Regions from separate parts of the Homo sapiens genome. Here all the other regions are linked to region 1. A link is a loop called in an ENCODE intact Hi-C map of the cell type or tissue named here. Cell type or tissue: ascending aorta. All regions are shown on one strand. Region 1 has its middle 2.8 kb from the start of NTF3. Region 2 overlaps LOC105369617 (a long non-coding RNA gene). Region 3 has its middle 27 kb from the start of KCNA6-AS1. Region 4 overlaps ANO2 (anoctamin 2). Region 5 overlaps ANO2 (anoctamin 2).

The links. Peaks named below come from ENCODE experiments on the same cell type or tissue, not always from the same donor. Only the 100,000 strongest peaks of a DNase experiment are listed, where the experiment ranks them.
Region 2: a loop joins it to region 1, with 7 times the contacts of the local background. A loop is called at or near these places in 10 of 110 quality-filtered maps.
Region 3: it touches region 1 in a loop (3-fold over the local background); 2 of 110 quality-filtered maps call a loop at or near these places.
Region 4: a loop joins it to region 1, with 12 times the contacts of the local background. A loop is called at or near these places in 33 of 110 quality-filtered maps.
Region 5: a loop joins it to region 1, with 8 times the contacts of the local background. A loop is called at or near these places in 36 of 110 quality-filtered maps.

Annotation. Positions count from the first base shown.
Region 1 is chr12:5,426,830-5,431,829 of GRCh38, reverse strand. It overlaps a transcript of NTF3 not described here. Among named protein-coding and RNA genes, the nearest start is that of NTF3, 2.8 kb to the left of the region's middle. In ascending aorta, a CTCF peak has its summit at 2,916; a DNase peak (open chromatin) is centred at 1,009; H3K4me3 peaks cover 2,207 bases; H3K27ac peaks cover 2,797 bases.
Region 2 is chr12:5,198,630-5,203,629 of GRCh38, reverse strand. The region is part of intron 4 of LOC105369617 (a long non-coding RNA gene); the gene reads right to left. LOC105369616 (a long non-coding RNA gene) reads left to right here. Exons shown (of 3, transcript XR_931575.4): 1 at 1-1,964; 2 at 2,633-2,713. Among named protein-coding and RNA genes, the nearest start is that of LINC02443, 42 kb to the left of the region's middle. In ascending aorta, a CTCF peak has its summit at 2,924 (motif pointing left); a DNase peak (open chromatin) is centred at 2,890.
Region 3 is chr12:4,855,087-4,860,086 of GRCh38, reverse strand. No RefSeq gene overlaps it. Among named protein-coding and RNA genes, the nearest start is that of KCNA6-AS1, 27 kb to the right of the region's middle. RefSeq lists enhancers at 2,070-2,364, 1,893-2,536, 4,392-4,441, 4,452-4,501. In ascending aorta, CTCF peaks have their summits at 1,400, 2,210 (motif pointing left) and 4,448 (motif pointing left); DNase peaks (open chromatin) are centred at 2,186 and 4,426; H3K4me3 peaks cover 665 bases; H3K27ac peaks cover 70 bases.
Region 4 is chr12:5,793,634-5,798,633 of GRCh38, reverse strand. The region is part of intron 10 of ANO2 (anoctamin 2); the gene reads left to right. Among named protein-coding and RNA genes, the nearest start is that of ANO2, 150 kb to the left of the region's middle. In ascending aorta, a CTCF peak has its summit at 1,942; no DNase peak of the experiment used is centred here.
Region 5 is chr12:5,646,275-5,651,274 of GRCh38, reverse strand. It overlaps ANO2 (anoctamin 2), which reads left to right. Exons shown (of 25, transcript NM_001364791.2): 15 at 3,474-3,548. Among named protein-coding and RNA genes, the nearest start is that of NTF3, 220 kb to the right of the region's middle. In ascending aorta, a CTCF peak has its summit at 2,337; no DNase peak of the experiment used is centred here.

The DNA.
Region 1 (5,000 bases):
GAGTTCCCTTTTAGAGATCCAGGAAAAAACGAAACGTTAAATGTATCGTAACAGGTTACATGTTAGTGTCTTCAGCCTTTCTTAGTGGTTCTTTTTCTTGAAATTTTTCTTTTTGATCTTTTTTCTTTCAAGATTTTCTTTACAAGGCATCAGGGCCTTTTCCTGCCTTTTTCCTCAGGAGGATCAGGTCTGAGGCGTAAACTCCTCCTCCAAACCTTAGACCCTTCCAGCTCCAGATCTCTCCCCACCCCCTACCAAGCCCACCCGCCACTCCTCCCCCCACCCCACAGCACGAACACGCCCAAGGACAATCGCTCCCCGGCGAACTCCCCGCTCCCGGGGACCCGCACCCAGGACGCTGTGTCGGCGGTCAAGGGAGGTCAAGGTAGAGGGGCGTGGGGGCGGGTGGTCCGAGGGACTAGGGAGGGGCTGTGTGTGCGCGCGCGTGTTTGCGGGAGCTTGAGTGTGGAAGGGAGAGGGAGATGGATCGCAGCCTCCCATTTCACCCATCCTCCAACTTCTAAACCCCTTCCTTCCAAACTAGGATGGGGCCCTGCAGCTAATCACTCGCCCAGCACCCACCAGTCTGCACGCGGGGACAGCGCGAGAAGCAGGAAAGGCGAGCAACAAACAAACCTGTTCGTGGCGCCCCGAAAGTAATGACGCTCACTTCCCCACCGGTGGATACATTCGAGGAGAGGATAGGGGGAGGGGGTCAAAATCTCTTATTTGGAGATAATTTTAGCTGCCCGTTAGACCTCACTTGCTCCGAGCCGTTCTCTCTAAATTTACCAAGTTAAGTCATCTTGATTTCGCCCATTTGCCATCGAGAGAAGGGGGAAAAATACCACTTAGTGATCAACGAGAAATCGAGAGCCCGGAAGCAGAGTTTTGCCCACTTGCCCGCTTCCCGAGTCCTTGCGTGGTGGACCTCCGCTCCAAGCCCCTCATCCCTTCCTCCCTGCCACTTCAGCCGCTCCTCACATCATCTCCTGCCAGGACCTTTTGACTCACGCGCGACTGGGAAGGGCAGCGAGTATCCCGTTTCCTCCCTGCCCTGTCGTTCGAGGTGTCTAATAAGCAAGCCGTTCCGCGTTTCGGTTAGGGCCCAGGTTCAAAAAATCCAAATACCTTGAAATTGCTTGAGAATTTGGTTAAACATCGGAACTGCACCCACCAGTTCAGGACCAACCGGCCGCAGAGAGTAGCTGGGGGGTTGGATGGGGAGGTGGGAAGGGAGGGGGGAGTCTGGGGGCTGCGTACTAGATAGATTGTACCTGCCTCATCATTATCCTGGCTGATGGGGGTTGCCACATCGAAAACCGCCAGAAGCGCCCACCGAGGCCCAGGGGCGTCACCTCCTGCGGTCCCTCGCAAGGGTAGGGTAGTCCTTCAGTGGCTCCCCTCGTGCCAAAATATCGACGTCTTCCTCAGGGCCAGAAGAGGCTGCCGAGTCGTTCCCTCCACCCAGCCACACAGCACCATGAAGGTTTGGATTGGGCGTGCTCTGTCGGGTTCTGCTTTTCTCCCTCTCATCTGGCCCGCCTCCCTGCCCTCCCCCACTTCCCGCACTTGCCCCCCTCCTCCAGCTTCTCGCCCTGGTCAAAGGAGGGATTCAGGCCCCAGTTTCAGATCCACTGGCAGAGTTCTTTTCTCAAGCTCCAGGTCCTCTGGGAACCTGAAGATTGCAAGGAAAGAGGTGGTTGGCTCCTGCTGCAGCAGGGAAGGGGTTAAATACATGTGCGGGCTGATCTGCAGGCAGCTCCCAGGTCCCTGGCAGTCTGGAGGGAGGAGGGGAAGGGGGGCAAACAAACTTGAAAAATCAGAAGAAAGGAAGGAGAAGAAAAGGCAGCAAGCAGTGCGTTTAGGACTTGGATTTGTTCTGCAGATGCCTTGCACTGGCTGGCCGCGTCATTTTGCCGGGACTTTCGGGGATCCCAGAGTTTGTCTTATTTCCAACTCCAAGGGGTTTTGTCCTAAGCTGGTGGGTCTGTCTTTGCTTGCAATCAACAGGCCTTGTAATATGAGAGGTGACACCTTAATCTTGCCAAATATGTGCTGTGTCTTTGTGGAGAGAGGGGAGGAGGGACTGAGGGAAGGAGGGAGGAAGAGGGAGAGACCCAGACAGGAGCAGAGGGTGAAAGATGCACTTTTTCTCAGAAGGATTGGTTTCCCAAAGGGAGAGCCTTAGCCCTTTTCTGAGTAGAAGACCTCTTTCAGACAGTCTACCTTGAGCACCGCCAACTGCCTTTTCCTTTACTGTTTTTCTTTAGACTTCAGACCTAAAGATTTCTTCCCTCTAAGACTAGGGACTGACCCCCCAGCTCGCTGTTGTGGCTTCCAAGGGAGTGGCAAGGTGCTGAATGAAGAAGGTGGGAAGAAAAAAAGAATTAGAAAGGTGTATTTTTAAGAAGACAGAATAAAAAGATCATTCTCTACTATGTAGAGCCATTTTTAAACTAGAATATTGTGACTTCTAAGTAAATCCGTGTTTCTAAATAGAGATTTTTCTTTTCTATAGAAATACCATTGGTATGGATAGCAAAAGCAAAGATCAGGACTGGAAAGTAAGCTGGCTGCGAGCTTGTGCCCTGTACATAGGCCTGGTTAAGGAAGCATCCAGGATGAGATCTTTTAGGATTCACTAGGTAGGTGCTCCTCTCCAAGTTGACTTCGTGGCCATGACTTTGGCTGCCCATCTGTCGACTGTATTTTTAGGTTGCTGAACTTTCTTCTTCTCCCTGCTGCATCTGAGAGTAAGGCCCTGACTCCTGGAAGTGATTTCTGAGAGCAGGAATCAGATCTTGTTTTTGAAAACCCCCTTTAAAACTCTCTCCTAAAGCAAATTTCCAGAGCGTGCCTTCTGGTTACCCTTATCTTTTGCAATAGCACCACTCTGTGGTTGGAACACTGAACAGAAACAAAACGGCAACGTGGGATTGAATTTTGCCTTTATCTTGTGAAAACAGCACTTATCTCCCTATGTTTGAGCTCAGTGGACTGAATGCTGGTGGTGGGGGCTCAGCGTGTGGTGAGGGAGGGGGTCTTGTGCAGTGGCAGTATGTGGTTAATTCATTGTGACATGTTGACCCAGGAAATGAGAGAAGTGGACCGAATGGCCTCCAAGGACCCTTTCCGTGTCAAAGACAAGCTTGTTTTTTTTCCCCATGATCGTGTAGCTAGCCTTGAATGTCTGTCCTCTTCCACTGCTTTTCTTTTTCTCTCTTTTGAGGTTACTAAAATAAACACCACACTTCTCACTGATCCTGAAGTATTTGCAAGTTGCATCTTCTGCTGCTGGAGGGCGCTGTGGGGAGGTCTCGCCCTACCCCCTCCATCCCCACCCCCATCCACCCAGACAGCTGCTAGAGCTGATGGAGTCTGGAAGTCTTCGTTTTTCAAACAATTAAAGTGAATGCAAAAGGTGTTTGCACAGGGACTGGGAGCTTAAGGGTCAGGAAAGGCGGCTTCATGCTACCTTTGTGCCTCCGCACTTGAAAGATTCCTGGCTGCCCACCCGTTTCTATATACTGGCAACAGCATTATTCACCAAGAGCTACAGGCTGTCAAGCCATATAGCAATTCCTCTCAGATGACCTGGAGTCACCTGTGAGACATTCTTCTTTTCTTTCAATTCGCATGCACTTGTCCACAGAAACTGAGTGGCTTGTTTATGTTTATTTAACAAGACCAGGTCTTCCCCCAAATTTCTGTCATTTTAAGAAAGCACAGCTTTGCTCTAAGGACTAGCATTGATCTCTCTACACAGAATACAGACATCAGAGATAAACTTCTATCAGCCCCTATGTCCCCCACTCTGCATTTAATAACTGAGGAAACTCAGAATAACAAAAAACAAAAACAAAAACATAATGACAGACCACGACCTAGAATTTACTGCCAGAGTAGATTTTGGTGCCTGAGAAAAGCAGGTTCCCCTCTACCTTCTCCACTCAGTAGCCATGTGCTTTTGTACAGGTTTCTTAACTTCTTAGAACCCATCTGCAATTGGTGAAGACAACACCAATCTCATAGAAGTAATATGAGGACCAAAGGAACTAATTAATTTAAAACATTCAACACAGTGCCTGGCACAATGTGAATGCCAGTCCCGATCTGCTAGTCCTTACACAGGAAACACTGTCACACCACTGGGGGAATGAGCTATCTTTAGAAAGAAGCTTGGCTCTGGAATGGCCTGTGTATTATTATTTGTATGCCACTACACATTTCATTAATGTAATTTTATGGATGTATATTTTCCCCTTTGGACAAATACAGAAATAAATCAGCAGAATGAAGTAGTGGACATATTTAGAATTTATATAGCTTCCCAACGTGGACCTCAATGTGCATGAAAGACAGAATTGAAGGATTTCAAAATCTCGTCTTATTCATTCTCTGCCTTTCACCCAGAACCACCTCATCATTTAAAAGGAAATTCCACCATATCCTTCAACTCTTAACAGATTGCCTGGTATATTATTGGTTTGTTGTTATTGCTAATTATGTTCTAGGGCTTACATTGAACAATATAATGAATTGCATTGAACAACGGTGAATCAACTTATTCTGTGACATGGCATACATATTCATAATTACGTTTCAAGAAATTACCCGTAATGATAGAGGGAAGGTATGTATTCCTACCACACAGGTGGATGTAGAAATCATAATAAAGTCTCCTATTTCACCAGTCATGACATGAATTCCTAACCACCCTATAAATTAACTTTATGCTGCACCAAACTCCACTCATAAAAAAATGACATTAAGGTTTCCTAGGTAACTAATGCATTTCCAAAGGGAATAGGTCTCAGGAGACAAAGAGGGCAGGGAAAAGGGTGGGGAGGGGAAGTGAAGAAAAGAGAAAAAAACATCCGATGAGACCCACGTGACATAAACAAAATATTTCACGGGGAAGAACCCATAAAGTTTTACTGCCGGGGTCTGACACAGATATGGCATAGCCATTAATTCCATCTTTGGATGATAAAACA
Region 2 (5,000 bases), 230 kb after region 1:
TGAATTATGAGACAGAATCTCCTCTTGCCATCTGCCAGGGTAGTTCAGCTGCTGAGATTCACATTTTTGCCAAACAGTTCCTACAGTCTAGGGCCTAGGGTTCTGCCCTGGTATGTTCTCTATCTGCACTGATATCCTGGGTTTACCTACAGGGAACCAAAGGTCACTCAAAGCCCTGAAAGATAACAGAATAAGTGTGTGTAAAGAAAATCACACACCATAACCATCATGTAGTGTATGCTCAGTCAACATTCACTGAGAGAGTTAAAAGGAAAACTAGAGAATCCTGTCTTTGAAAAAGTATGATCCTCTTGGGTCAGTGGCCAGGCCATATGGAACTCTACAAAGCGGAATTAATTCTACATACTAGATATACAAAGCAACCATTTATTATTACCAAATTCAACTTGTAACCTGAGATAAGGTCATCTGGATGACCCAGGTAGGGGAAAAACATAGAAGAATTACTGTCAATTCTGATGTGTATTAAAGGCAATGTTGTTTTGTTTTGTGTATACCCTGATCACTGCATAACCCACACCTCCTCAAACGGTTTGGAAAACTTCCTGATGAATTGGCCCCCACGCATCAGGACTGAAGAAAAGTTTTCTGTTAGGAGTGTTAGGAGTGTGCCTGGAAGAAAAAGAACACCCCTTGTCTATAGAGATAAATCATTTCCATCAATAAATGGACTTTGGTGGCAGATTAAAGATGGCTTCAAATTATAGGACACTCCTGCTATTGAGCAATGGCCTCTATTTCCCCTTCTCTGAGTTGAGGTGGCCTGTGGCTACTTTGACCAGTAGAGCGTGGTGGAAGTGATGCTATGCTACTTTGGGGACTGGCAGGTCCTGCCTTGGTCTTCAGGCCCTGAGCTGCCCTGTGAAAGATCCAACTACACTGCTAGAGAGACACTTTGGGGCTCAAAGAGAGGCAGAAGGACCAGGTGAGCCCAGCAGTCCAGCTGTCCCACCAAGGCCCCAGGTGAATGAGTGAAGCCGTCAGATGCTCCAGGCCAGTCCAGCTGCCAGCTGAACGCCACTGAATGACCCCAGCCAATGCCACATGGAGCAGAACAATTGACCAGCCAATTCCTGCTCAATGTCTTCACCCACAAAGGACTCATAAAGACTGGCTATAGTTTTAAATCCATTAAGTTTTAAAGTTTTCACACAGCCATAGATAACCTGAAAACCATATGTATGGTTATAAAATTGAATTAGCATGAAGTGATAAATTATGAATCTCCTACAGCCATAGGGACCATCTTTTTCTATTTTCAGAGCAGGGGATGATCTGGTGGGTTTGAGAGAGGCAGAGACAAACTGTTCTAGAAAGTTGGAGATATTGGATCACCAAAACTAAAATAAATAGCATTGAGTTCAGGCACCCAGTGAGGAAGTACTGCTCCAGGAGCAGACCTAGGTCTTGCTGTGTCCCTCTGTGACTGCAGCAGGCTCCGCCCCCCTCCACACTCCCTCGGGCTTGCAGTTCCTCCTGGCTCCCTGGAATATCAGCATCCGCAGTCCTTCTTTAAGAGGCAGCCAGCAGGAACGCCTCCCTTGCTTCTGCGCCTCCCTTGATGGGGAGGAGCCACCAAGGCTACCAGCTGCTGGCCTCCTGAGTGACAAAACCAGCAGCCATATTAGAGTGAAGAGGCCTGGTTGTGGAGGGCTGTGCGCTCAGCGTGGAATTATAGCAGTTCATTTTCTAAAGTGCCACGAGACCTGGGGATGAACCTTCCGAGAGAAGGGAAAACCACAACAGCAGTCCCCTCGTAGAGATGCAATTCATCATGGGCAGGACGGCTGGGTCTGTCAACAGGAAGGGCTCTTTTCCCTGTGACGCACAAAAGCAATCCCACGGGCTCTGTGTTGCAGCAAGAGGACCCTGAACTCCCTCAGACACCCTGGCTGTGTGCAGGGAGCCTCCGAAATCCAGAGACGGGAGGCATGCATCGCCATGTGAGCACCGAGCGGAGGCATAATGGGACTCCAGTTCCTATGCCCCCACCATATTTTCTCTCTAATTAAGAGTGGGGATAGTTTGTGGTGAGGGTAGTTTGCAGTGGGAGTGAGACCCATTTATTTTGTTTCTTGTTATTTTTTCATTGAGATGTAACTTAGAAGTAGTCTCAGGAATAAGAGGGACACTTTTGCTTCCTGGTAAACAGAGGCTAGCAGTCTACTAATAACCTGGCTAAGAGACCAGGCAAGGTAGCAGCTGCCATCCTGAACACCACTGCATCAGCTCAGCCACCTCCCAGGAGTGAGTCCAGCCAGGAGTGAGACCTTGTGACCCCACAGAGCCCACAATACCCCACAATGGAGCAGGGAGCACCAGCCGGAACTCACCCCTGCTGCCATTCCTCCTCCTACCAGCAAGCCTCTAGCGACATCTCTGAACATGGTCTCTCCCTGCTCACACTCAGCTATGCAGAGCGGGAAAAGGTACAACCTTCAGAACGTTCTGCTTAGCTACTACGCTCTAACCCGGTGGATAAAGGATAACCAGCATCCCCTGTCAGGACACAGGGAGCTGTCCTGCAGAGCTGGCTCTACATCAGATCTGATCTGAATGCACTTGTTCTAAAACGCTTCATCAAAAGATTAACTGCATGCTCTTCCTTCAGCGTTTCCTGTCCAAAACAAGCACTGGGGATTCTGAGGAACCTCTGAGGAGCACCCTGCCTTTACTTGCAGTTCTTCCAGAGGTATCTGAGTTTCCATATTGTCTTTCTTTCCCACGTCCCCTTCCCATCCCTGGGCATAAACACAGAGTTTAAGGTTTGTTATGTCTTGTGTTCAGAAAGCCTTTGATAGAGCAACACTTCAGTGCAACCCATTGCGACCCTGCCTTTCACCTAGTGGCTGTCCTCCTCCCCGCCCCCGACCCCGTGGTCTGTGCCAGGTGGAGGCAGCGCCCCCTCTAGTGGTCAGCGCCTTCGGCCTCCCTCCTCTTGCTGAACAAGGCTTCTGGGAAGAACAAGGTAAATTGTTCTGGGGTTTAACGCAGACCCCAGAATCTAAAGGAAAAAAAAAAAACCACTTTTTTTTTTTTTAACAGGAATTATATTTCTGTCCAATGCAAAGGATGCCGTGGGGTCACTCTAGCCAATGAGCTTCTGTCTCCCTTGCTCCACACCCTCACTCCCACATACTGGGCCAACACAAGCAGTGAAAGTCTAGCTAGTCATTGCCTTCTCTGGGCTTCAGTGTCTTCATTTTTCATATCAGAAAAAAATAATTCTTTCTGCTGCCATGATCCGGAATCTCTTACCCATAGGGAACGGTGTTCTATGTCCTTCTAATTCCTCATTTGTTTCTGACAGTTCCCTTTGGCCCCTTTCAGGACTGACATCAGAATAGTCCTTAGAATGTAAATCTCATTCTCTACTTACAACTCTTCTGTGACAGGGAAATTATGACACAGCAGATACTCAGCCCTTCAGAATGAGTGGAATTTGGGGAGAAAAGGTCTTCAGAGGACTGTAAGAGAGTTTTCTGGGTGCTGTACGGCAAAAATCAGACCTTGCATCCTCCCCCAGCCACCCACCCAGCTCCTAAGTTCTAACCAGGTGGGAAGAGTGACCAGAATTCCCTGCTGGGTGTGGGAGGTCATGCGCAGGCCCAGGTTTATTTGAGTTTGCTCTTAGGGGGTTTCCCACCGTCCCTAGAATAGAGCTAGTGGCTTCAGAGTGGGCTCCAGTCCTGCGCCACCAGGACCAGCTCACTGTCCAGCCTCTTGTCTCTCCACTGCCTTCATTTCCCCAGGCCCTGCCACGTGGAGCTGCAAGAATATTCTTGAGGAAGGGAGATGCTCTCTTGTCCCCTTGATTGCACATCTGTGGCTTCCCCTGCTCTTCCCCATGCTCTCTGCTGCATCTTACTGAGTACTCCAAGGGAACCATTCTCCTCCAAATCTCCCATACCTGTAGCTGGCTGAGGGCCTCTCACAGGCATGGGCAGGAGCTACCATTACTCCCCACCACTGTTGTAATGGCCTGATTACCTGTCTGTCCATCGAGGCACATATGGAAAATATCAGAGTCACAGGGCAGATAGGAGCCGTGCAGCTCACTTGGTCCCAACCCAGTCATTTCCACTGTAGAGATTCATTCATTTTCTTTCACGAACTTAACAGAGAAACCAAATATATGACTTCCTACCAAAATACTGCATGCCTCCTAATCTTCCAGCCCCCAGCCTCCTGAATGTTCAGCCTTCATTGCCAAAGAAGACCATTATTTGGGAACAAAGGTATTTTGTAGTCTTGAAGATCATGATTCAGTTCTAATCCTTCTACCCCCAGGCCTTCTGTTATTCAGACAAAATAATCTAAATTCCTTGAAATTTTCTTTTTGGAGTTATGAAAATTGGAGACATCTTATGTGGAGTTTTTAAATTCGAGATTCTTGCCTAAGAAATTCTCCTTCCCCCCATTTCTTTTCTCTTGGCATTTTCCCCCAAGAATCATCTGGAGAATATAATTGTTTCATAACTGTGAGCAATGGGGCTAGTCCTCAGGCCTGATGCTCTGGTGTGGACAGTGAGACCTACACCAGTTAGGGTGTGGATGGGGGTAAAGTGAGATCCTCTTTTCTTGGTAAGCACAGAAAAGTCTGTTAGATAAAGGAATTGGTTGACACATTCCTGGAAGCAGTCTACACCTCTTTGCACTGCCTTTTTTGATCCGACTTTCTCCAATCTTCAATTGTTAAAGGAAGGAATGAATTTTTCACTGGATCATGATAACCAGAAAATGAGTCCATCGTAGCCAGTGTTGACCCCAAACTTGGGAGTTCAGCCATAGGCGATTACTAGCAAGCTCCTGAATGTTCTATCTTTGTAGTTGCTTTGAGCTAATATAACCTCCACCTAGCTGGAGGGGCCCCCGCTTGGATAGCATTCAGCTCTCCTCTACACAGCGATACAACTAGCAAGCCAAGGGTCCCATTGAAAGCAGCAATATTAAGTCACTCACTAGAATCATCCATAGCT
Region 3 (5,000 bases), 570 kb after region 1:
TGGCCTGTCCCACCTAACTCTCTCTGAAGTCCCTGTGAGAAACACTGAATGATGTGGCCTCCGTAAGTCCTTTAAAAATAGACTGTGGATCCCCTGAAAAAAAAAAAAAAGTCCCTGTCTAAAAATAGCTCTCAGCATCTAGGGGAGAAAAAAAGAAACTGCAGCAAAATTCAACTGGAGCAGTGACTTTCCTGTCTCTGATGTTCCGGGTCAGCTCCAGCACTGGAGAAGGCTGCGAGGGAGACAGGGGAGGAGAGGGTCCTTCAAGGACAGAGGAAGGATCAGAATCTCAATCTGCAGCAAACACCTCTCTCCATTCCCTGACTTGTGGTCATTGGGCCCTGCCTGGTCCAAGCAGCCAGGCAGTGCTCAAGACAGCAGCACGGAGCAGCAGATCCCTGGGTTGGCAATAGGAGCCTTGAAGAGTGGCCGCAGGGATCCAGGGATGGAGAGGCCTCCCAGGCATGGGTGCACCGCCCTGCAGAGGCCCTAAGGATGTGTACTCAGTGGAAGCTGGAGTCAGGACCAGATCTGATGCTGAAAGTACCTGTGAGCCAAATAGCTCGGAATGACTAAGGGGTGAGGGAGATGCTCTCTCTTGAAGAGCCACTGCTTCTGCATTCAACAAAGGTGAAAAGGAACCCTTTTGGGAACTGTCACTCAGAAAAGTCAGAACTCCTATCCAGGACTTGAGTGCAGGAGAAGGGGAGCCCCATGGACTTCTTTGTGTAAGATCCTTTCTGTGGCTGGCAGTGAGAGAATAGCATAGAGACATGATTTTACCTGCTAAAAATGTTTTAAGGAATATGAAAAGGATGCATACATACACACACACACACACACACACACACACACACACACACACACACACGCTTTTCAATTATGAGAGACAGGGTCTGCTTATTTTGCTCATGCCAGAAAACTATCACAGTAAGCTGGAGAAAAGTCAGGCTGCAGCTTAAGAAGGAAGACTCCTGGTCCCTCTGTTTAGCTGTGATGGGGGCTCCCTCCGAACAGTGAGTTGCATGTGTTGGTCACAGGGACAAGTGAATGTTAGTAAGCTAATGAGATCATTTTTTGGAACTATACGCCAAGTCCTCAAACTAAATGTTTATAGCTAATGTTTTGTTATGATAATTTGCCATTGAGGTGTACACCCTCATGCCCACAAACACACACGTTATGGAAATTTGTTCCTCGAATTAATACCTATGCAGCCCACCATGGATTCTGCACGTCCCAACATCACCTGGGCTCATATCTTATCTCCGAAACCATTAGAAGGCCACTGTCATGCCGAGAAAGGGAACAGAGTGGTTTTTAGGGACTGAAATGCAAGTCCCTGCGGGATCACTTGTTAGAGATTAAGCTGTTTCCAAAGCTGTGGTCCTGGGAAAGAGGCTTAATGAGGGAGAAAGAGGCAGGGACGCCACGGACCGGTTAGGCGGCACGTTCCTGCTCAGCAGGCACTGTGGCTGTTATGCTGCCCTCTGTGGCGGTCAGAATATGCGTGTCCCCAGAAGACAGCAGCTGACAGGGCATGCGGCAGCACTCACAAGAGGTCATGACCCATACTTGTTTGCAAGTTCAAGGCAGGTAAAATAACCTCTCAGTCATTTTTGTCTTCTTAGCCCCAAAACCTGCTTTCCTGTCTTTTTCTCCCTTAGGAATTACTCTGCCTCCCCCACCCCAAGGGACCTCATCCTGACCTATGCCACAACATTCAGGGTTGACAGCCACCTGCAAGCTGGCCAGTCCAAACCCCAGGCATGCCTCCCCTTCTCTCCACGACGCTCCTGGGCAGGGAACATCTGGGTCCCGCCAGCCCAGCCCTCCCTTGCTGGCATTTTGCCCAGCTCCTTTCCCTCTCTCCTGAGCTTACTCTATCTGCAAAGCCAGGAGAGCGACCTGTGTTTCTTCTCATACTACAGGTCACCCGCGGCATAAACGGCTTAATGTGGATGTACTTTAAGGAAAGGGAGGAAAACCAAACAACTTAGAAAATCAACCATCCCCCCTCCCTGCCAAGCCTTGGTTCTCGACGGTGTCTGTGCACATCAAGATTGCAGCGATGTGCGGGGGCCTCGGGCACGCAGTGTTGCAGTATTTTCTGAAAGGCTTTGCTCGCTCTCTTCAGTACTTTTCCTCTTCTCACAGCCTGGAGCCTGCAGAGAAATAGCCCTGGTTCCCCCTAGTGGCAGAAGCTCATAGCGCCGACCTGGGACACTTCCCACGATCGTGGTAATTAGCCAGTAGTTTAGTTACAACCACACTCTCATTAACTAACAGCGGGAGAAGAGACTGTCCCTGTTTCCTTGGAGACCTAGCAGCGCGTGCTTCTATTGCATTGACTGTTCCTGTAAGCTCAAAAGCCCCCAGGTTGTTATCGCATAGTGTTTACTGCATTGGATGGAGACCAAGACCTGGTAACACTGTGTTCCCCGCCGGTGCTTCTCAAAGTGTGGTCCTTGACCTATGCATCAGCATCACCTGGGAGCTGGATAGAAATGCAAATTCTCAGGCCTCTTACGCCTACTGAGTCCATAACTCGGGGGTTCAGAGCCCAGGAATCTGCATTTTGACAAGTTCTCCAGCTGATTCTGATCCACAATGAAGAATGAGGACTGACCTAGACAAAGCATGCCCTGGTATTTTGTTCCTATTAATAACCAGAAACAGCTGGGCACAGTGGCTCACACCTGTTATCCCAGCACTTTGGGAGGCCGAGGCAGGCAGATCACCTGAGGTCAAGAGTTTGAGACCAGCCTGACCAACATGGAGAAACCCCATCTCTACTAAAAATATAAAATTAGCCGGGCGTGGTGGCACATGCCTGTAATCCCAGCTACTCAGGAGGCTGGAGATTCGCTTGAACCCGGGAGGCGGAGGTTGCAGTGAGCCAAGATCACGCCATTGCACTCCAGCCTGGGCGACAAGAGGGAAACTGAAAAAAAAAAAAAAAACAGAGACTTTTCCCATTAAAGAGCTAAACAAAAGGAAGTGGAAAGATACTTCTTCCTTGTTCCAAGCAATATGTACCCAATATGATTCCAATCAATAACATTTATGTATTGACTGGAATGAGAAATGCCTTCTCCCAGGTTTGTCTCTAAGGAGATTCCCCTACTCCCCCCATCGTCATCCACTTCGTCATCTAAACCCGCCTTGGAATGGAGTCACTGAAGCATCTCCAAGAGATGAAGCAGTACTTGGAAATTAAAAGCAGTGAGGACTCTGTCACCAGCAGGCGAGGTGGCCTCACAGAGCCCCCTGAGCTGGCACCGGCTGGCACAAGGTAAGCAGGACCAAAAAAGAAACCAGACACCAGGCAAGTGACTGTTGACACAGGAAATGTAAGCCTTAGCCCTGTGCTTGCACTTTTCCAGCCTAGTGCTGTGAAATGCATAAATTACTGTCAACATTGTTGAGCTCAGAAGGGCTCAGCATCACTTTGATGAGTTGACTGGTTCTAAGAGGCCAATCTCATTTTATTTTAACCAGTATTTTTTTTTTAAATGCTTGCTTATGTGGGAGATGGGGGCCGCTTTTAATATGCTTCAGACTGCGGAAAGTAGCAAGTTGGTGACAAATGACCCATAACACAGGAGGAAAAACTGAACGTACCACTGTCTATTGCAGGAGGAAACCTGGAGATCACCTAAATCAACTTCCCGCTTGCCAGAGGGGGAAACCAAGGCCCTGAGTGGAAGACTGACACCAGAGGAAAAAGGGTTGCATACAAGGTCACCTTCCATGTCTCCCCTCCTCACTCCGGGTCCAGTGATCAGGTAGGCGTTCAAAATAATTCAGCCTGATTCTTAGCCTGGTGAGATTCAAGAAAATCTGTAAGCAAGTGGTATTTAATTTGACTTGGAAAATCATTTTTCCAAAGGACACCTGATCCCTTTGCTGTGTTATATCCTGGTCCCTACAGATAATATCCCTCCACAGAGCACACTGAGCCAAAGTTCCCAGGGCGTCCAGCCTCTGCGTGGAGTTTCCAGGAACACTTCCTGCTGCTTCCTCTACGACCTCTTCCTGGAAGTTGCAGGCACCCATAAGCAAGGACTCTCTAAGATGTCCACTTGCTTTCACAGGCCAGGAGATCGGGAGCCTTTGAGGCCTCAGCTCCCCTACATCTACTTGGAATCCCCGAGCAGCCACCTTTACTTCTGCACCCAATACCTCCGGCGGAGTGGGGCAGAAGGGCAGGTGATTGCCCCTTAACTGGTCATCCAGCCACATCTGGACGGCTGGCCGCACCTCTGTCAAAGGGGAAGAGAATCCGGCAGCCCCTTAGGAAGGCAGTGCTGACTCCTAGCCCTGAGTAGGTTCACACCGCAGGCTGGGTTGGTCCTTCCCTGTGAGCTCTTCCAACAGGCATGGCTTACCCCAGGGCAGCACTGAGCGTCTAGGGAGAAATATTAAATACAAGTGGTGATGTCTCCCTCTAGTGGAGAGTAGTCAGAATGCGAATGTGGCTCTGAATCTTCAAGGAAGGCAGGAAGGGCTCTGCTGGAAGCTACAGGGCTGATGTGTGCGGCTCAAAGATTCTCATGCCTCATGACCTGAGGGCCATGTGTGTGGCCCTCAGGTCACACACACAGCTTCTAGAGGAAGCTGTGTGTGTGTTTGTTTGTTTGTTTCATCATGTCCAGCACGTGGAGGCCTTGGCCATAAAGACAATCACTCTTCATCCCATAAAGACAATCAATCACTCTTCATCTCTGACTGTAGCCTCACTGTCAGCCACAGGTGGGCTTGAAGCCAGAGCTCCTGGAGTGCTGCTCCCCTACCTTGGAAGCCTCTTTCAGCCCCGCCTCGCCGTGAACCAACCACCCTCCCTTCCCTGAAGCTTGCTTTCCTCCGTTTGCTAGGGGGTGTGGTATGCAGGTCCACCCACTGACCTCCCATCTCTAAAATGTTCTGACACACAAGGACTCCACAGAGATGACTGAATGAGTTCATGGTTCATTGTTCATCTAAGAGGCAGCCAGGAG
Region 4 (5,000 bases), 370 kb before region 1:
TGGGCCGCTGGAGCCTGCAGGAGGAGGCTGCTCCATGGTGGACATGGTGGACTCACTGCCCTGAAGTCACCTAATGAGCTAATTCATCAGCCTGAGAATAGAGCGTGTTCCTGGCTGGTTGCCCTGGGCTGGGATTGTGAGAGGGGCAGCGGCCAGGAGAATCGAGTCTAGAGGGAGGAATTCCAGCTTCTGCTTGGAAAGAGAAAGCCGCGTGGAGGCCAGAGTTTGGGCAGCTCACCTCCTACACAGAGATGCAGCGGCCCTCCCAGCGGACAGAGCTTGGTTGGATGTCTCTTGGAAGCAGGTGTTTGTTCCAGCTGAGGACCGTGAACCAAGGTCTTGGGTGGGGGAGCAGGGACATGCGGGGCCTGTGACCAGGTGCCTTCACCCTGTCTCCCGTCCCCTGGCTGCCTTTCATGTGGCATGGGCCACCTAGACTGTTCTCTGGGCCACCCCAAGGCTGATCATTCCATTCTTGGTGGGCTTTGATCTTTCTCTCTGGATCTCAAGTGGCCACCCACTCTGTCGCCTGTTTTCTCCAACTACTCATTTGTTTTTGTTTTTTTTAAGTACGATTAAAAAATAAAAATTCTCCCTACCAGAGAGCCCTATCTTTTCCCGCAGAGACTTCAGGTGACTCGCTGCCAGCTAAGTGGCAAATGGCTCCAATATGCACTCGGTTTTGGCCACCAAAGCAGCCTCACCTGCAGGGGAAGTATTGCCTTTGGAGCGGAGCCCTGCTCTGGGGCCTGGCGGTTCCTGAGGATGGAGAGCTCAAATCTGTCTAGACAGGGCACGGTGTACTGGAGCAGGGCCGGAGGCTGTCTACAGCTCCTCACAGATCAGATGGCCTGGAACACTCCCACGGTCCCTGGGCAAAGCCAAGTCTTGGTCAGGAGGGAGAGGAGGAAGGAGCCTCAGGAGAATGGGACGCTGGGCAGCATGTGTGTGGGGAGCCAAGGCAGATGGTGATGGTGGTTGTCATCCCAGTGGCATAAGGAACTCTCTGACCTCAAGAAACTGCTGGAAAGAGAAGTGATGGAAGGGCTGGTGGTGGGGAGCACTAGGGTCAGAAGTGGGCGAGTACCTGGAGAACTTGTAGAGAGAAATGTGGGCTGGAGCATGCAGGGAGCAGCTACTTAGACTCAGTGAGCACACCAAACTCCTCATTTTACACTCTTTTACCAAATGGTCCCAACTTGCTTTCCCTGATTCTGTCCAAGTCCTCTCCTTCCTCTTCTTCATCATGACACAACCCGAGACCTCAGTAATCCCTGACTGGCGTCACTTTCACTTCCCACTCCCCAATCTAACTGTGAGTCTTGGGGATTCTTCTTCAGCACCATTTCTCTCTTTTGCCACTTCCTCTCCATCATTCCTCCCACCTCCTGTCGGGGCCCACCTGCCTGCAGAGTCCAGCCTGTGGTTCCCTTCCTGAGCCATCACAGGCCCCACACCATGACAGTTTTGCTCCATGACTACTTACTACCATGCATGGCACCCTCCGTGTGCCTCGCGGAGAAGTTGCCCTCATATGGTCTGTGCTGGAAGAGTGACGGAGCAGGGGAATCTGGCACAGGCGGAACGTGATAATTCATGCACAGGCCTGGCCAAGGTCTTTCCCACCCGTTTCTTTGGGTTTTCAGCTCCTCATTTTTAGCGCCAAGCTTCTGTTCCTCCTCTGGAGCCCTAGTGCTCCTCCTCTGTGCCAATTGTTTGGAAGATTCTAAAACCTCTGTGTGAGCCATTGAGAGCTCATGGGGCAGGAGACCTGTTTGTATGTGGAAGGCCCCGGAACTAGCTCTCCTTCCCCTTCCGCAGGCCTTCAGGCCTCATTTTGAGTCTTGGGGTTTGAGACACCGTTCCTGGATGTTGAAAGTCCACAGAGGGGAGGCAAGACACCCTTCCCTGCACCCCTGGCCCCTGCCTCCACCCGGCTGCAGTGTCGTTCGTGCCCAGCAGGCTGCACTGTGAGACTGCTGATGGCCTCCAGCCCCGCACGGCTCTCCTCCCGATCCTGCCTCTGCTCTGGAGACCTGGGGCCTGCAGGCCTGAGTGTGTGTGTGAGCCTGTATGAGAGTGTTTGTGTGTGTTAGTGTGTGTGAGTGTGAGAATGTGTTCGTGTGAGAGTGTGTCTCTGTGTGTTGTGAGTTTGTGTGTGTGTATGTGCAAGAGTGGGTGTGTGTGTGAGTGCATGTGTGTGAGTGTAAGAGTATGAGAGTGTGTGTGTGTGCCAGAGAATATGTGTGTTTGGGAGAGTGTATATGTGAGGGTGTGTGTGAGAGTGTGAGCGTGCATGAGTGTGTGAGTGTGAGCAGGGAGTGTATGTGTATGAGCGTGTGAATGAGTGTGTGTGCATGCGTGTGTCGGTGTGAGTGTATGTGTGTGAGTGGGTATGAGTGTGTTCATGTGTGTCAGTGTGAGAGTGTGAGTGTATGTGAGAGAGTGTGTGCATGAGTGTGTATGAATGAGCGATTGTGTGACTGTGTGTGTGTGAGTGTGTGTGTGAGAGCTCTCTGGAAAGTTCCCTAGAGAGGTATCCAGCAGGAACCTCGATGAGTGAGTGCACCCCAATCCAGAAGACCTCCTGGGCACTTCCAGCCAGCAGCACTTGTGCCTTGTCAGAAACATGGCTTGTGGCTGATAATATGAGGAATGACTCCTAAGCTAGAGTGAAATGACTCTTCTAGTCCTTTAGGGAGCTGGAAGAGGGTCCTCACAGCTGGAGAAGGACATTTCTGCCTGCACTTCTCTGGTTCAATGCTCTAAAACCCAGGAGGAAAACAGCCCTTATTTTCTGGGAAAACTTGGGGACTGGAGGCCTTTTCGATTTGTACAGGTCTGACCCAATACTAGTCAGGGCCGTAATCTGTCTTTTTACTAAAGTTAATATCTGCTCCCAGGCTGATTTTCTTAGCTTGGACGTTTTGATATGAATGAGACAAAACAATAGGTCTTAAGCATCTTCTGAGTTTGATTTCTCTTCTGACTATACTCTGCTGAAACTAATGTACAAAAAGTTTATTCTAAAGCAGCTGCCACTGCCTGCCTGTGACAGCATGGGAAAGAGAGGGTTCTAGAACTGTACTCAGCTCAGAGGGATTGCAGCCTGTTGACTTGTGGGAGTTCACCAAGGGGATAATGGATGGGGAGCTTCACTGTACCAAACCAGGCCTGCAGTCTGAAGAGGGGTAATGGTCCCTACTCACTCCCACCTGTTCCTGGGGTGCTCACTTCATGAGTGAGGCTTCCTGCACTTAAAGTCAGGCCCTGGGCATGAAGCCCACCCATGTGGAAGCTCTGGAGTTCTCTTAGAAATGTGCCAGCTTAGAGCCTTGAGATATGGAACAGCTTCCACGAGGATCTGAGAGTGATCTCTATGGGGTTACCATTTCAAGAGCCCTTGGGTGGCACTGTGCCCCAACGTTGCTACACATCTCTACCAGCCCTCTCTAGCCTGACATGCCACGAATGGGATCTCCCTCCTACTGCAAGGCACAGGTCACCGTCCTTGCCAGGGTTCCCCAGCACTGCCACCAGAGACTGTGTGGTTTGATCCATCCCTCCTTGTCTCTGGGCTCTGCTTCCACCCTCCTGAACTGTGAGCCATCTGAGCACCCCCGGAGGGAGACCGAGGAAGCCATGTTCTTAGGAGGCTTCTCAGCAGGCCAGGCTGGGGAAGGACTGGCCAGGCCACAGCTGGGTTAGAGGAGGAACTGGAGAGAGAAAAACGTTGATCAATCTGTGATTACTTATTTCCTTAGCCCTGCTGCTTTCTCCTTGATTTTTCTTTGGGATTGAGAAAGGCAATTCAGCTCGACACAATACACATTCACTGATGCTTACAGTGAGCAAGTCTCTTTGCTTGGCAGTATGGGGAGGCACAACAACGATGAAGGGAGAGCTTATGGCCTTTAAGATCTAGGAGTTATGTAGGGAGACAAATGTGTGCAAGACCGGATATAGCGAGGGCTCTCAGGACTATAATAATGTTCAAACCTATCAGTATGGGATCACATTTGAAGAGTAATTGCTGCTAGAGGAATAAGACAAGACTTCCTGGAAGAGGTGGCCCTTGAATCAGAAATGTTGCTTTCTGAAGGACGACTGAGGTGAAAGAGTGTGTCTTTGTAACCAGCCTGGACTGCCCTGTATAAGGATTTATAGTTTAGCCTGATACTAATGACTGAAAATCACATTGACTCAAAGCCAGATCTTTCCTCACTGTTGACTGGGAGTGGTGAGATCAAGAACTTGGCTTGCAGACCTTGTCTGTAAGGATTCCCTGCCAACCTGGCCCAAGTCCCTTGCTCTGCCCCACGAATTAGCAGGCAATCCAGGGTTGGAAGGAAATGAGGCTGGATGCATGAAGGGAAGCTAAGGAGAGATGACACGTGGGATCAGCACCATGGCATTTGCACGGGTCTTATCATTTGATGGTTGGGTTTAGCTGGAAAACATTTTGCAGCCTGGAAGGAAATAATACCTCATAGGCCTGAAGTCTATTCTTCCTTTACCTCTGAGGGTGTGAGAGAAGGGTAGACAGAGAAAAGCAGCAACAGCTGGTTGAGGTGAGGCAGAAACAAGGATGATTATGTTCCATGCCATTACATTCTGGTCCATTTTATAGATCAGGATATAAGTCATGCTGTTAATCCCATCATGCTGTGGAAAGGCTCTGCCCCAGTCTCCTTTCTCTCATTTCCTCCATGGAGTGCCACTCTCCTCCAGTTGTACCCTTTCGGAGGGAAGGCTGTTGGTCTTGTGGTTGACCAATGGAAACAGGAGTTGGAGTACAATGCTACCAGCTCCAGTTCAAAATGCTACCAGCTCCAGTTCAAGGTAGCAGCTAATGACTGTGTTGGTCTTCTGAGGGTGGCCTCCTAGCCTCACAACAGCCTTCCAGAGATGGTGGCTCCTGTTTTAAACTTTTCATCCTCCTTCCTGTCTTATCAGCCACATGGTATGGATGGTGGATCCCAAGGCACCAAGAGGCTCCA
Region 5 (5,000 bases), 220 kb before region 1:
TGTGGTTTTATTACTGTGCTACTTGCTGTCTGGAGGCTCAGAATGGGAGCCATCATCAAGGGACATAGACACAAAGAGCTGAGACAAAGAAGCTAGCACAGAGGACAGCTAGGCTCCTGTCTTAACAACGATTGCATTAGCTAAGTGCTTTATAGTCACCTGCTTTTGATATAATCATGAAGCTGGTTAGACCTTACTTTTATGAGCCTTCCAGTTTACAAAGCTCTCTCATATGCATGCACTCATGTGATCCCACAATACCTGGGCCACTTAGGTGGGACAAGTGTTATTTCCATTTTAAAAGGAGAGAGAGGTGCTAAGAGTTCTCATACCTCTGTGTGCCTGCACTCTCTTGACCTGCTTCATAGGTTGGGTAATTTTAAATGCATGGCAATTTGGTGTGATAGATCTAACTATATTTTGCAGATAGGGCACATAAATTATTTTACAGATAAGGAAGCTGATGATCTGGGAATTTCCCAAGGTCACTCACCTAAGAAGTACCAGAGCCAAGAGTTCAGAACTTGGATGTCCTGGTTCCAAGCCTACTTCTCTTTGTACTGTCTTATATGCTGGCTATAGGATTTTTAAGCAGAGTATATTTAAATTAAGGATATTTTGCTGCAAGTCTTCGTATTGTTAATGTATCCGTGAATGGAGAGTTTTAATTGGCTTCCATTATTAGAGCCAGATTATTATAAGTAAAGACTACTTTACTCACTGTCATCTTTACTAGTGACTTTGGCAGCTTGGAAGACAGTGGTGCAATCTTTGTGTTTCTCTTGGCTTCTTATGTTGGGAGTGTCTGAATGCATGAGCACTGTGTGTGTGTTGGGAGCTGTGACTTCCAGAAAAAAGAGATCACCAATGTAAACATGAGAAGGGGTGATTTTTCAACATCCACTAGAATGTTATATCAAAATGAGCATTTTTTCTTTAAGTTGCTTTGAGAGGACATTTAATTTGGTTGCTTTTTAGTTATGTCTCATTTTTATGCAAAATAGTAATGCCACCTTCCTAATCTGGTTTAGCTTAGAAGTGCTTTTCCTTGTTTCCTTGGTGGTCTCTGAGCTCCTCCTGGGCAGAGCTGAACCTTCTCCTCAGCGTGTCCTCAGTATCTAGCACAGAGCCTGGCCCATTGGCACTGTTCAGACTGTGTCTGTTGAGTGGGACTGAACCAAGACTCCAGGGGGACTCAGGAAAAGTCCCTCCCTGGCCCCTCAAATTTCTCTTCAGAATCCCTATTGAGTGTTATCATTCGTCAGCCCATCCTCAGTTTTCCTTGTCAACAGCTTAAAGAAAAATCTTTTAAAAATACCCTTAGGTGGCTGGGTGCAGTGGCTCACACCTGTAATCCCATCATTTTGGGAGGCCAAGGCAGGCGGATCAGATCACGAGGTCAGGAGATCGAGACCATCCTGGCTAATATGGTGAAATCCCGTCTTTACTAAAAAAATACACACACACACACACACACACACACATGCACACATGCACAAACTTAGCTGGGGGCATCGTGGCATGTGCCTGTAGTCCCAGCTAGTCGGGAGGCTGAGACAGGAGAATCACTCGAACCTGGGAGGTGGAGGTTGCAGTGAGCCAAGATCATACCACTGCACTCTAGCCTGGGCAACAGAGTGAGACTCCATCCCCACCCCCCAAAAAAATACCCTTAAGGAAAACTTTAGTGTGTGAGTGAAACTAAGAATTAATACTGAAGGAAAATGAAAGAAGCTCTACTCCCTCTTGATGTTTGGCCTTATCTGGAAGAATATGAATGAGTCTTGTTCTAATCCCATCAGAAATAGGTTCATATGTTCTTATTTCTTCAGGATGGCCACAAGATGTAGTTACCTTGTTCTCATTGTGTGATGGAAAGCCTGTTGGGCTAAGAGTCTAGCAACCGGATTCTATCACTAAGTCTGTGCAAACCTGAATCTATTGCTTGTTTACATAATCTGTAAATGCAAGTGCTAATTACCAAGTGAATTCAGCTATAACACTCATTTCTACCACAATTTAGTAAGCCAACTCGACCCATCGCTCAGTTCCAGGCATGCACTGAGAATTTTCCTCTTCTCAGCTCCCTTCAGGCTCGCTCCCAAGATAACCCTCACTCCCAAACTGACCAGGGATTCTTAAACCTTTCGGTGTGTGGGTGTCATCTCTGTTTCCTTAGCCTGTGAGCTCCCCAGGAGTAGTGATCATGTCAATTTTCTTCTGTCTCCCACTGTGCGTGGCACCAAGATCAATGCACAGTGGGCCCCAGAGGGATTTTTAGAAAGAAATCTTTTAGTATAAGAATGTCCTTCACTTACAGTACAAGCTTTCAAAGGCTAGATGGCACTGTTGCTAGCACCAAATCAGGTGTGTTCTGAGTATCAGTGGTGAGGAGGGGAGAGGAGAGAGAGCAGGGGCCCTGGAGCGCTCACCGCTGAGCCCCATTCAGACACCTTGCAGAAGTACTCCTGGATTCTTGCCTTACTGGCAGGGAGTGCTCTGCCATATTCTCGGCACCTTCCCAAACACGGCTTCAGATGGTCTTCCCAGCTACCTTGTGTAGTAGGCAGGACAGCTGTATCAATTCTAATTTTATAGAACTGCAGCTCAGAGAAATCAAGTGCCTGAACTAAATTTATACAGCAGAGCTGTTTAATTAGCAGAGCTGTTTACCATTCATAGCTGTTGGCAGCCCCTCCCCTGTCCCCCACCAAATGACGGTCCTCAGAGCACGCTGAAGGAGGACTCTGGTTACTGATAACGATTGTCGCAGGATAATGGCCTGGGTGAACTGGACCCAGTCCGAGGGGAAAAGGGTAGGATTCTCAGCCAAGTTGATTGAATGGATCAGCTTAACCTGTGCCTCAAAATGTTTGGATTTGTGACGAGGGGGAGCACATAATACTACATGTAGCCTCTTTGAGGAACAAAATTGTGGGTAATTTGCACAACGATTAGGCTCTGAGATCAGTGGTTGGTATTTTATTTAGCAGATAATCTATTTATAGGATGCTGCCCTGTGGTTGGGTCGTATCTGTCATTTGTCCACTGCTTTACTATATTCACATGGTTCTCACTCAAACAAAACAAAGAAAACTGTCCTGTGTAGTAGGCAGGGCAGGTATCACTACCGTGCCCAATTTACAGATGAAAAAATAAATGTCAGAAATGTTAATAAGAGACATATCTAGGATCACACAGCTGATAAGTGGTTGAACTAGAAATTCAGCCCCGTGTGAGGCTGAAATCAAATCTTGTTTTTTCACTGTAGTTTTTCCAGGCTATGCCAACTTATCTAGAAATTACAAAATTAGAAGGGCAGTTGTTGATATGGAGAGTAAGGCATCAGTGACTAGAAATATATCTATATAGAGTGATAATGATCAATCGCATGCAAATATATGCAAATGAGAGCAAATTAATATCTGTTATTTGTGCCTCCTGATTGTCTCTACTCTCCCGTTTCTCCCCAGGATGATGAAGATAAACTGACCTGGAAGGATCGTTTCCCAGGTTACCTGATGAACTTTGCCTCCATCTTATTCATGGTAATTTCCTTGAGGGACCACTTGCCTGTGACTGCATGCATGTAGATGCTGTTATGTGACTACTGTGGGTATTATATTCTGCTATGGAAATAATGAGAGGCTGGTAAAGGGGAAGCCACAGTCCTGTGTAGAGGGGCAGGATCTTGTCTGATAGTGAGGCCATTGACCACCCATGCTAGAATTTGGAACTTCCAGGGAGTGGGTTGCGAGATGGTGCTTCTGCATGGAGACAGACCAAAAACTTGGAGAAGGAATCAGGTAAGATGGCTGCAATTGCAGCAGCCTGTTTGGGCTGTGGGGTGGCCCTCTCTGACGTTTGTGGATAGACCAGGGTCTGGAAGCCACAGGAGATAGCCAGCTTGGGCTCGGTAAGTGTGATCCTTCCGCTTTCCTGTAGTTGCTGGGTTTATTTCCTTGCGCTTTACCTTAGAGTTTGGTACAGCCCTTCTGCAAGACCCAGACGGTCTCAGCTGCGTCAGGGAAAGCTCAGGGAAAACCCTGTGATTCGTATTTGACTTAGATCAATAAAGTGGTAGCAGTTCATTCTTCGTTGCCAGCATGGGCAAGACAGCAGTATCTGAAGCTAGAGGACCTTGGGGAAGGCAAAAATCAGAGGACTAAGTTAGGGTTACTAATACCCCATATCTCTTTATGGAAATCTTCCTTACAGTATTCAAGATTGGAGGTTCTGCTTTACAAAGGAGTGTGTGTACTCACAGCTCAGAGCATTTCTAAGTAGGGCTACACATTAGTTGCAGGGTGGAAGAGGGATCACTTATTCCAAAAATTGGTCTGGAAATTGTTGTAACTCTGACTCTGGCCTGAGGTTACCACTACCATTATTTTTGCCATCGTGACCGTTAACTACAGGAATTGTGTTTTCGTCTCAGAAATTTAAAAGGTGAAGGAAACTTAGATATCACCAATTCAACTCCTCATTTTTCAGATGAAGTACAGAGTTGATGGGTGCCTTGCCAAAGTTTAGAAGTCTAAATTTGTTTTCTTCTCATTGCTTAACAAGTGCAAGCCATGTGGAATTTATTCAAGAGGATGTGGTGAGTTGCCGTGTGTTAAGCTGCAATGATAGAAAGTTTAATTTAGCACTTCAAAGCCCCCCGCAATATGCATATTATTGTTAAAGAGTTTATTCATTCATTCAATATTTAATGAGTCAAACGATGTGCTTGACACCATGCTTAGACACTGGGGATACAGCAGAAAACAAAACAAAATAATCCCTCTCTTAAAAAATTTGCAGACAATAAATGAGTAAATAAATAATAAAAAATAGGTAAAAATAAACTTCTATCTCCAGTAGTAGTAGGTTAGGATATTTGTAACATCCCATTTTGCTAAAATTTATTTTAAAAAATTGGATAAATGTATTTTTCAATCTTCTCAAAGCCTCGAAGGGCTGACAGGATAGGAAGTAATACCAGGCTAAAATCTAAA